Linked DNA regions of Mus musculus: region 1 is linked to region 2. Evidence: chromatin loops called from intact Hi-C (ENCODE). Cell type or tissue: gastrocnemius. All regions are shown on one strand. Region 1 overlaps Ino80 (INO80 complex subunit). Region 2 has its middle 12 kb from the start of Gm14207.

Region 1 (2,500 bases), 60 kb after region 2:
AAGAAAGAAAGAAAGAAAGAAAGAGAGAGAGAGAGAGAGAAAGAAAGAAAGAAAGAAAGAAAGAGAGAGAGAGAGAGAGAGAGAAAGAAAGAAAGAAAGAAAGAGAGAAAGAAAGAGAGAGAGAAAGAGAAAGAGAGGAAGGAAAGGAAGGAAAGGAAGGAAAGGAAGGAAAGGAAGGAAAGGAAGGAAGGAAGGAAGGAAGGAAGGAAGGAAGGAAACAAACAAACACTTGCTGGGTAGGGGTATAACACGCCTTTAATCCCAGCACTGGGGACTCAGAGGCAGATGGATCTCTGGAGTTTGAGGTCAGCCTGGTCCACACAAGGAGTTACAGGACAGCCAGAGCTACAAAGACAAACCCTGCAAACCAAGGAAATAGAGAGAAAATATACTTGTCAGTTGTGGTAGAACATGCCTTTAATCCTAGCACTAAGGACACAGAAGAAGGTAGGGTTCTGGGAGTTAGAGGCCAGCCTGGTCTACGTAATGAGTTCCAAGCTAGCTAAGGCTACACAGTGAGACTCTTGGTATTGTTCTTGCCTCAGTCTCTGAGTACTGGGGTTATAGGTGTGGCCACTGTGTCAGCCTTTCCATTTCCTCTTTTAACTTTGAATTCATCACCATTTCACTCTTTCAAAAATTTACTTAACTTATAACACCATTTTTATGACTAAAATACAAAGGACAGCCAATATTACACAGAGATATCCTATCTCGAGAAACAACAGAACAAAACATAAGGACAGGTTTTTAGGGCCCAACTGATGTGCAAAGAATGCCCTACTGTTTCACTTGAGCACTGAGACTTCCTCCCCTGTCCTAACGCCTGTGTGATAGCCACCAAATGCTTAGGGCTTTCAGCTGGTATTTCCCTAAGAAGTCTAGCATCTGAACCCCAGGTGGATGTCAGGGAAAGTAACTGAGTATGTGACAGGTGGAAGGCAGCTGGGAAGACTAAGAAAAAAAGAGCAGCAGAAAGATTACACACCGCTCATGGCGGTCTGAAGAGTTCAGATCCATATGCAATAAACATTTTTAAATAGGACCCCCCCCACACACACACACAGAAAAATTTACACATACACTGAAGTAATATAAGTAAAATAAAATAACACAAAAACTTAGAAATACAACTGTAGGAAAAAATTTTCTTGACTATATCTTACTCTAGAGCACTGACTAGCCTCAAGCTTGCCTTGGGAGCCTCTGCCTTCAAATGCTAGAATTGGAAGCTATCACGAACAGTTCCAGAGTGAAGATGCTTCTTCTGTTAACAATTATGGACTGAAAAGACCACTTCTGATGAGGTACATTTCATACATCCAAAATCTGTGTACAATTGGTGTGATTTAACCACAGAAAATAAGGATTTGACAAATACTGAGCTGTAATCATCAAAGAAGTTAGTTTCCATCTAGACTACTGTCTGATTATTCATGTACAACTGTACTTGTATTTAATACTTAGAGATAATAATACAAGTCAAGGTCTTAAGAGTTCTGATTAGAGAGAACACCGTCCTAGAAGGCAACGGTGCAGTCTGAATGCCCTCTAGGGGCTGGAGAGAAGTCACACTTGGGATCTGCTGGCTGCTGGCGCGTCTATGGATCTATCAACTCCACACTGCACGGACACACCTTGGCCTCACTCTCAATCTCTGTAAATGTCCACTCCTCCTAAGTCCCCTTTGCACCAAAATATTCAACCAGTGTGAGACATGAATGAAGGGGAGCAAAGGCTTCATCAATGAAGGAAACAGCACAGTGTCATCATGAAGAAAACAAAACCACAAACCCACCTGCAGGCATTTCCCCAGTGTCAGGGTTACCCTAACTGCTCAGATAGCTAGGGCGGAGGAACCTGAGAGGGGATCCATCTGTTAAAGGTCAAGGGGTAGGATAGGAGGAAGGGAGCCAAAGGCCAACTCATCACAGAGCAAAGACCTTGTGAATGGCTCCTAGGATAACATGCTGGTCACATGTTCTGAACACTGCCAGGACATCCTGGCCAAATAGTCTTTAGTCTCAGTGAGACTTTTTCCTGGAAGGATCCCTCATAAATAAGTCTTGTATGAAGGGAATGTAAATGGCTTTTTATAGGCAGTCTTGTTTACTCTGGCTGACCTTTGAGCCATGGGGCCTTTGAGTTGAAACTACATTTTTTTCCTTTTGAAGTCTTTTCGCTAATAATAATGAAAATATTTGGCAAGGCATGTCTTTTGTTTTGAAAACCACCTGTCTTTTTCTCTATTTTAAGATGTCATTCAGACTTATAAGTTGAGAATGGCTATCTTATGTGATAGTTCCCTTAGATGCCAGGTGATGGTACTGGAACCCCTGAACTGGAGTTAAGGTCACATGTGAGTGTTGGAAACTGAACCCAGATCCTCTGTAAGAACAGCAAGTGCTCTTAACAGGCTCCAGCCCCTACAAAAATGTTTTAAAAACTACTGGCATTATTGGGCTTGCTCAATTAATTTGTCTAAGTTAATTAGAAGATT
Region 2 (2,500 bases):
AGGGGGAAGAACAACAAGACCTCACTCTTCCTGCCCAAAATGAAACAGGAAAGCGGCTTCTAGGCTCTGGGGGGCGGGGGAGGCTGGGCTGGGACAGAAGTCGAGATGACGAGGCTCCCATGTGGGGGACAGGTAGGACACCCGCAGGCCTGCACGTCCACACCACCCGGCTAGGCTATATTGCCAGATGGTCAGAGAAGAGCCCTGGAGGGGTCCTGGTGGCTCTCTCAATCCATTTTACCACCTCTGATACCCTAGCCAAGGAGCTGAGAGAGAGCCCAACATATGAACACTGCCTTCTGGTGCAAGTTGGAACTCAGAGCAAGGGACTTAGTGTGGAATGCTTGTAGGGGCTCCAACCTGCGCCCACGCCACACCCTCTTCCCAGCAACTCAGATGTGGGCCCAGTTTTTACATGGAGTGTGAACAAAATATATTCTTTTTCCCAGAAATTCCCGAAGGTCTCTCCTTGAGAGGCCACACACCCCCATCACAGAGGTAGGGTACTTAATGGTCTCTTGATCACTCCAAGAGTCCAGGAGACTTGGCATTCAAACAATATTAGATTATAGCTCTAGAAGCATTGTAAAGCATTCTCAAGAGCCTGGCAAATGCTCTTCTTTGAATATTTTATAATAGAATTAGAGTTTAGCAGTTCCTCAGTAACTTGGAGTTACAGTCCTGTCTAAAGAATTAGTCTGACCTCCTGGTGACCTTCGGGCCTGAGGACAGCTGCTTTTCCAGAGCTTGTTGGCTGGTGACCACCTGGAGATCCTTGTCCTCTAGGTTGGGAGGGGCCGCAGTCATGCCTCTCTTGGCTAGCCCTGGCACAGTTGATCTCAACTGGGGGCAAATGAGTGTATAACGGTTCCGACCCGCTTCGACTCAGGCTAGTTGAGGCCACTAGACTCAAGCAAGGTGTACAGTGTTTCGCCTCTGCCAGGGTCCCTACAGGGCCCTCCTTTGGCTCCCTCTTCCCCTCCCTATGTTATCTCCACGTGGGTCTGCACCATCTGTGGGCCCAACCCTCCGCCCCCGTGTGACCTGCTGCATTCCGGGAAGGAGATGGAAGTGATTCAGTCAGGGAACTGTGACTGTCCCTTCCCGGGGAGGGGATGCTCCTGGGAGACCCCAGAGGTCTTTCCCCAGGGGCCGCGCCCACGACCCCACGCGTCCCAGGGTGGCCTGGACTGGGTTGGGCAGAGGAAGAGGCAGGTGCGTCGCCGGCCCGTCGGGGTCAGCTCTCCACCTGCCGCCACCGCCGGGCGCCCGAGAGCGCTGCGGCTCCCCGCCCTCTGCTCTTTGTTACAGCCTGACTTCCTGTTTGTGGTCGCCGACCCCGGCTTACTTCCCGGGCCGGGAAGCCGCCGAAGGCCGCGAGTTTCTCGGGGACACTCCCACTGGGTCCAGCCTCCTGCCTCCTCCGAGTCCCGCCCCTGGCCCAGGAACCCGCGCGGGGCCGTAGCCGCGGGAAGCGGGAGCCTCGGGCGGGTGTCGCGGCGGGATGGCAGAGCAGTCGCCAGACACTAGAGGGCGCTGCGCGCTTGTCCGTCTGGAGGCTCATGGGACCGCCCCGGACCAAAGCTGGGGACCAGTCCAGGAATCCTAAATCACCTTGTGTCTGTATCCCACGGAGCTCGGTTCTGGTTCTGTACCGCTAAGCTCAGGGAGTAATTGGCGATGCTTTCCTCCAAATATTGTCCTGGTGTTCAGAAAGCAAGGCCTCTTCATCTGCTAAAGCCAACTCTGCAAAATCCCCATCATCTTCTGGCCACCACTAGCAGGTGGTCGGTCATTTTTTGACCTGGATGGAAGAGAGCAGGTCGGAAAGAGTTTGAGTTTGTGGCTAAAACTAAACCTCCTTCCAGTACCATCCCTCACTGCCAAGTGTTCTGGGACACCCATTTCCTCAACACTCTTTGAATTCCTATATTAAATATAGGCCAGACACTGATGGCAGAGCATAGTTGCTTATCTGAAGACACTAACCAATCTGGAGAAGCTAACCATTCACTTATTGATTGATGGTTGACTGACTGACTTATTGAGACAGGGACTTAGATTACTCTGGCCTTAAATTCTTTTTTTTTTTTAAAGATTTATTTATTATTTTGTGTAAGTACACTGTAGCTGTCTTCAGACACACCAGAAGAGGGAGTCAGATCTTGTTATGGATGGTTGTGAGCCACCATGTGGTTGCTGGGATTTGAACTCTGGACCTTTGGAAGAGCAGTGGGGTGCTCTTACCCACTGAGCCATCTCACCAGCCCCTGGCCTTAAATTTTATATAAGTAGCTAAAGATGACCTTGTCTTGGGGACAGGAAAAAGGGCTAAATCCAGTTGAATCCACTTGGAATAACGAGCTACAGTGGTTTCAGATGTAAGCTGCTGTGACTTAAGGATTGGGTCCTACAAAGGACAAGAAATGAAGCCTGGGTACTCCAGAGCTGAACACCATTAATCAGAAAGAAAAGCAGGGCATAATAACTAGCACTTGGG

The links. Hi-C counts contacts between places; a loop is a spot of excess contacts. Peaks named below come from ENCODE experiments on the same cell type or tissue, not always from the same donor. Only the 100,000 strongest peaks of a DNase experiment are listed, where the experiment ranks them.
Region 1: a loop joins it to region 2, with 4 times the contacts of the local background. A loop is called at or near these places in 2 of 42 quality-filtered maps.

Annotation. Positions count from the first base shown.
Region 1 is chr2:119,396,885-119,399,384 of GRCm38, forward strand. The region is part of intron 28 of Ino80 (INO80 complex subunit); the gene reads right to left. Among named protein-coding and RNA genes, the nearest start is that of Chac1, 47 kb to the left of the region's middle. In gastrocnemius, a CTCF peak has its summit at 1,534 (motif pointing left); no DNase peak of the experiment used is centred here; H3K27ac peaks cover 2,289 bases.
Region 2 is chr2:119,336,640-119,339,139 of GRCm38, forward strand. No RefSeq gene overlaps it. Among named protein-coding and RNA genes, the nearest start is that of Gm14207, 12 kb to the left of the region's middle. In gastrocnemius, a CTCF peak has its summit at 1,521 (motif pointing right); DNase peaks (open chromatin) are centred at 120 and 1,482; H3K4me3 peaks cover 2,024 bases; H3K27ac peaks cover 2,478 bases.